Regions from separate parts of the Homo sapiens genome. Here region 2 is linked to region 1. A link is a contact called in ENCODE Hi-C or POLR2A ChIA-PET data. All regions are on one chromosome and are shown on one strand. Each heading gives the region's core, a stretch centred on a gene start or an enhancer-like site at or near the end of the contact. The rest is flanking DNA. Distances are from core to core; before and after follow the strand shown. Region 1 holds the start of RPL34 (ribosomal protein L34). Region 2 holds the start of ETNPPL (ethanolamine-phosphate phospho-lyase).

Region 1 (2,700 bases), core at 14-2,513:
ATTTGAGAGTGAGCAGAGGGAAGGATATAACCAGAGCCTTCCATCTGGTGTTGTGACAAAGATGGCAGTGATGTGAGGCTTGATAGAATCAATAGGCCTCACAGTTCAAGACAGACTACATGCCCTCAGTCACTTGCCTGCTTTCTTGGTTTGCTAGATGGATTAGAAATACTAGAAGGAAAGTTGAGTGGGTACTGGGATATCCTATCCAAATCCTCTCTTCTGGGGCAATGCAGCTGCCTCACAGCAACCACGTTGTGGATCACCTGACCCCGCCTTTCTCAGCTTCCTGGAGGTGCATTCTAAGAGCGCTCCCCATAAGCCAACACTCAAGTCTCTTCGAGGTGTGTTTCCAGGGAGCCTGATCTAAGATTAAAAACTTAAAGGCCCCTTTTAGAATTGTCTTTTACAGCCCAGGCAAAGAGTTCTTTACTTTTTTAGAGGTCATGAATCCCTTTGACAAGGTGATGAAAGCCAGGGACCCTCTTCTCAGAAAAATACACACGTGCGCTTAATGTAAAATTTTACATACTGTTTTAAAGGTTAAACTTTACCACCCATGAAAAGCCTCAAGTAGTTCTTTGTACATAATCATAAGATTAGCAACCATTTACTGAGCACTTCCTCTCTATAAGACCCTGTGCTAAGTGCTTTAACTTCATAATGCCTTTGATCATGACATAACATGGCACGGTAGTTCCTAATATCTTCCTTTTAGAGATTTAAGGGCTTGCTCAAAGTAACATAGCTAATAATTAGCAGACACTGGATTAAAATCCCAATTTGTTTGTAAAGCTTGTGCTCTGAATAAATGACAAGGAAAGAGAAGGGAAGGTTGAAGAAGGGAAGGTTCTTGAAGGTCCCTGGTCCTTGAAGGTCCCTTAACCATAAATGTCAAGAGTTGGGATTTAAACCCAGGTCTAACGCCAGAGCTGGCGCCCTTTAGATTAAAAGTGCAGTGTCCATGACAACGAAAGAAGTTGATTTTGTCCCACCTTTGCTCTTTGCGGCTTTTCATTTGCGTTTGTTTCCACAGCGATTTCCAATAGATTTCTGCGTGGCCTTGACACAGACAGCTAGTGTGAATCCCCGCCCACAGAGGGGCGGCACGTTGGTTGCCGTACAACGTGGTGGTTCCCTGCATCTCTGCCCACGTCGGAGAGGTGCGTCGGCTTCCGTACAACACGGATACTCTCTCTCTGACGCAACTTCCTGTCCTGCGCAATTCTATTTGACCTTTGAACTGGCAAAGGCTTTTTTCTTCCTCTTCCGGGGACGTTGTCTGCAGGTATGGATGTTGTTCTCTTTTCCCTGTCTTTATTTCCTTACCAATCGGCTGCCATCCGAGGAGCTGAGGAAGCCTAGAGCTCTCAGAAGCAGTCCTTTGAGCTGGTGTAGGGGTAAGGGGCACAACAGGGAGGTTGGTGGTGAGGAAGTTCCTTACTTTGATCTTTGGAAATCCCTTGTTCCTGGTGGCACCTCCAAAGCCGTGAGTAGCCACAGCTCACCACCCGGGACTTTGCTGCATTCCAAGTGTAGCGTTTGGAGACTAACGAGTTGTGGTTTGGCGGTTTGAGTCTGGAAAATCGCCAAACGTTTTCATATTTTACACCCACGTTTTCACAGCACGCCTGTACGTGTCCTTAGTCTTTGGGAGGGCAGGGTCCGGCGAGTTCGGGTGGTTTCGCTATTTGGCTTCTGCGTCCAAGGCCCATGTCAAGGAAGAGAAAAATGTGTTAGAAGTTTCTGTCTTGCTTTTGGAGATGCAAACAGAATAATGGCTTCATAAATCACTCGCACTGGTTTTACGTGTCAAGTTTTGGTGTCTGGTAATTCTGTTTTAGTTTAATTTTAGTGAGAGGCTTGTGACAACAAATGAGGTGGTTACAAGGGGTGGAATGGGAAGATTAAATTAGTTCAAGTATTGATTATGTTTTACGTTGGGTAGTTCCCTTAACGAAGTTGCTCGTATGCATATCTGTATAACCGATTTGCTAAATAACATCACGATGTTTCCAGAAGTGGGAAGAAAGCAGGTGCCATAACCCAAAGAAACTTGTGTAATATCAAAATTAGTATTAAAGGGTATGCCTTTACGCAGGTGGTGCTTTAGGGCAAGACATTGAACCCTGATATGTGCCAGGCATTGTGTTGGGACGGATAGCCCACGTCGTTTAATCCTAATGACAGCTGTATAAAGTAGACAGAATTCCCATGTTAGAGATAAGGAGGCTAGCTCCTTGCCCTTTATATTCCCAGTAAATGGCATAGCTAAGGATTCGACTTCAGAGCTCACTTTTTGTGCTCTTTGTTTAAAGCGGTGTTTCTCCAACTGGGCTCGTGGCACTTTTCTGGACACCACTCCAAACAAAATTAGACTCTGAGTAAGGAGCCTGGTCATCAGAACGTTAAGGAAGTGCCACGTTTGATTACCATCAGGAAAGCTAACATTCTTGGCCTCTTGTTTATCAGTCACCTTTAAATACAAGTAGTTTTAAAATGTGGAATAATACATCTTAATTTAAGGGTGTTACATACAAGGATATGTATGTGAATGAAATAGACCACATGATACTGTTTTGAGATTTTATTTACTTTTACAATGGAAAGATTTGATGTTACTCTATTCTTAATTTAGGCACTCAGAATGGTCCAGCGTTTGACATACCGACGTAGGCTTTCCTACAATACAGCCTCTAA
Region 2 (2,700 bases), core at 54-2,553, 140 kb after region 1:
ACTGGATTATTTTGATCCCACTTAGCGGCTGAGAGAGATGGAACTAGTCTTCCAAACCACCCAGAAACCCCTCCAGTTGGGGTGAGGAGCTTCAGTCTGAGAAACTGTCCAGCATTCCTCCGAAGAGGATGCGGATTGTTTTCTTCCTTGTAACCCCAAGTGCTCTCTCATGCCCACTGGCCCGGCTGCAGTCGTTCATTTCAAGTGAATATTGCAGACGGTTGACTTTACAGTATTCGGGGTCATTAATCATCATTTATATTTACACGTATCTTTTTAAAAACCACGCACAAAACACTAACATATTAATCTCATCTTCTTGCTCCTGTGAAGTAGAATGTTATTCCTACTTTCATAGAAGAGACAATTAATTTGACAGAGGTCCACACAGGGAATATGACATCCAACGAGAGCTAGAGCCCCTGTCGGTCTTATATACTCACCTTTATATTACTAAGTCGTTTGTGACGGGGGCAAGACAAGCAGGCTGGGAAGAACACAGCTTGGGAGAGCAAGTTGGGTAAGAGGGATCTAAATAAAGTCTCTGCTTTTCTAACAGAAGGTGGTTTCAAGTTTTTCTATTGGCTAGATAAACCCTTCATCACTTAACCAAGCATGCAAGAAGAAAAAGCTCACTTTAAGTAAAAATTGTCAGAATTGGTTTGTTTGCGGAGCCATCATGAAAAAATATTTCTCAGTTCACAGTTTCCAAAAACTTTCGAGTTGTGTGGGGGTGGCGGAGCGCTATCCTTCTTCCACCCATCTCCCATCCCTGGAATGGTGTCTGCTAGGGCTATTGGCCGTCATCCACCAACCCCTCTAGCCGGCCGGCAGCCCCCGCTAGTCCGCCGGCTGCAGAGCGAGCCGGGGACTTTCGAGCGGGCAGGAAGCCCAGCGTTCCGGGTTCCAGGAGCGTTTCTGGGAGTCCGCGCGGCCCCTGCAGGTGGAGGCGCGCGGGGCGCGTGCACAGGCGCGGCGGGCACGGAGTGCGGCTGCAGCGCATCGTTTGTTCCCTAGCCGGCTTTCTCTCTCCACCTTCTGCACTCGTTATTGCCCCCTCTCTGCACTTACTTCCGGGCCAGGGTGCCCTTACCCGATGTGCTTCTTCCTCAGCCCCAGAGTGTCCCGCTTACTGTACAGCTCGCACATGGTGGCGGGGTGCAGGGCGCTGCGAAGGTGCAAGGTGCAAGGTCTGCGCGCCTCCTACGCGAGCCTGGGACTGCCTTGGCGGCCCCGGCCGGCCTTCCTCCCGTTATCCCTCCTGGCGTTCTCTTGCCCGGGGCGTCGGAGGTCACCGGTGGCGTCAACTAGCTAGGATCATCTCCCTTTTAAGTCTGGCTCTGGCGTTGCCCTTTGCCAAGCCCCTCCTCCTCCCCCGCCGGGGCCGCGGGCAGGTCGCCGGGCTAGCAGCTCATTCGCCACCACCCTGTCCTGCCAGGCCGGCTCGGCCCTACCCGCCCCTATCATTCCTCTGAATTCGCCTTTCATTCTCCTAACTTTGCCTCGTCTTTGCTTTTCCTCCTCCTCTGCCTGCGAATTCCCTCCTTCCCACGTTCTTTCTGGTTTCTTTTTAGTGTAGTCCTTTATTTTCTGGTAAAAATTCAGGAGTTAGGCGCTTCCCGGATCAAGACTCACTGCGCAGTCTGATAAGGTAACCTACCATTTACTCAGCACAAGGACGCGTCCTAACGAGAAATAACCCGGACTCAGCCTGTTATCTCCATTGGCAGTGATGATATATGCAGTGTTTCAAACATCTCCTTTAACAATGATTACACTTCTAATTCCTCTAACTATACAACTTACAAAACACATTCACATGACTTATCTTGTTCAGTCTTCAAAACAACCCTGAGAGATGACCACGAGTGTTACCCCATTTAATGAACGGGGAAAGTGAGGTTATTCCCTGTTCTAATGATTATATATCCACTTGATGCTGAAAACGGGACTCATTCTTAGATTTCTTGACTTCCTTCAAGATGGTCTTCTCACACAGATCATATCTGAAGCTAAATATGTGCACAGGTAGAAACTTTTTTTTTTTTTTTTTTTTTTTTTTTTTTTTTGAGGATGGAGTCTGGCTCTGTCACCCAGGCTGGAGTGCAGTGGCGCAATCTCGGCTCACTGCAAGCTCCGCCTCCCGGGTTCACGCCATTCTCCTGCCTCAGCCTCCCGAGTAGCTGGGACTACAGGCGCCCGTCACTACGCCCGGCTAATTTTTGTATTTTTAGTAGAGATGGGGTTTCACCATGTTAGCCAGGATAGTCTCGATCTCCTGACCTCGTGATCCCCCCGCCTCGGCCTCCCAATAGAATCTTAATTAACTGAATCATTAAATCATACATTATTTTAACTAGAAGTCATCTGGTTTAACTTCTCTGCTCTGTAGATAAGAACAGTGAGGCACAGGAAAGGTGAAGGTTTATTCAAGTTCACACAAACACTTAGTCATTGGGTTAAGGATAGGTCATTTTATTCTCTCTGTGTTTTGAAAGGGCAGCAGGGAAAGCCTAATTTGCATGTATCAACACATTTGATAAGTATTTGCAACTGATCTTTCTCTTGAAAAAAGTTATTAATATATATTCATGCACTGCAGGAGGAGTAGAATTGGATTGCCTAAGGTAGAAAGAGAAATGGAGTCCTATGAGGAACAGTGTGTTAATTCCAGATTTTAGGCCAGGCGCCGTGACTCAC

The links. A loop is a pair of places that touch in the nucleus more often than their neighbours do. ChIA-PET counts read pairs that join two places held with the same protein, here RNA polymerase II (POLR2A). Pooled maps may share reads with other maps.
Region 2: a pooled map shows a loop between it and region 1 (2.8-fold over the local background). The contact joins the promoter of ETNPPL here to the promoter of RPL34 in region 1. A Hi-C loop is called at or near these places in 2 of 50 pooled maps. POLR2A ChIA-PET finds 5 or more read pairs at or near these places in 2 of 52 experiments (H1 and HepG2).

Annotation. Positions count from the first base shown.
Region 1 is chr4:108,619,313-108,622,012 of GRCh38, forward strand. RPL34 (ribosomal protein L34) reads left to right here and starts at 1,264. Exons shown (of 5, transcript NM_001319236.2): 1 at 1,264-1,288; 2 at 2,639-2,700. The coding sequence starts at 2,648. It overlaps RPL34-DT (RPL34 divergent transcript), which reads right to left and starts at 1,145. Exons shown (of 4, transcript NR_026968.1): 1 at 996-1,145. RefSeq lists enhancers at 802-2,001, 1,227-1,276.
Region 2 is chr4:108,761,750-108,764,449 of GRCh38, forward strand. It overlaps ETNPPL (ethanolamine-phosphate phospho-lyase), which reads right to left and starts at 1,304. Exons shown (of 13, transcript NM_031279.4): 1 at 1,094-1,304. The coding sequence starts at 1,149.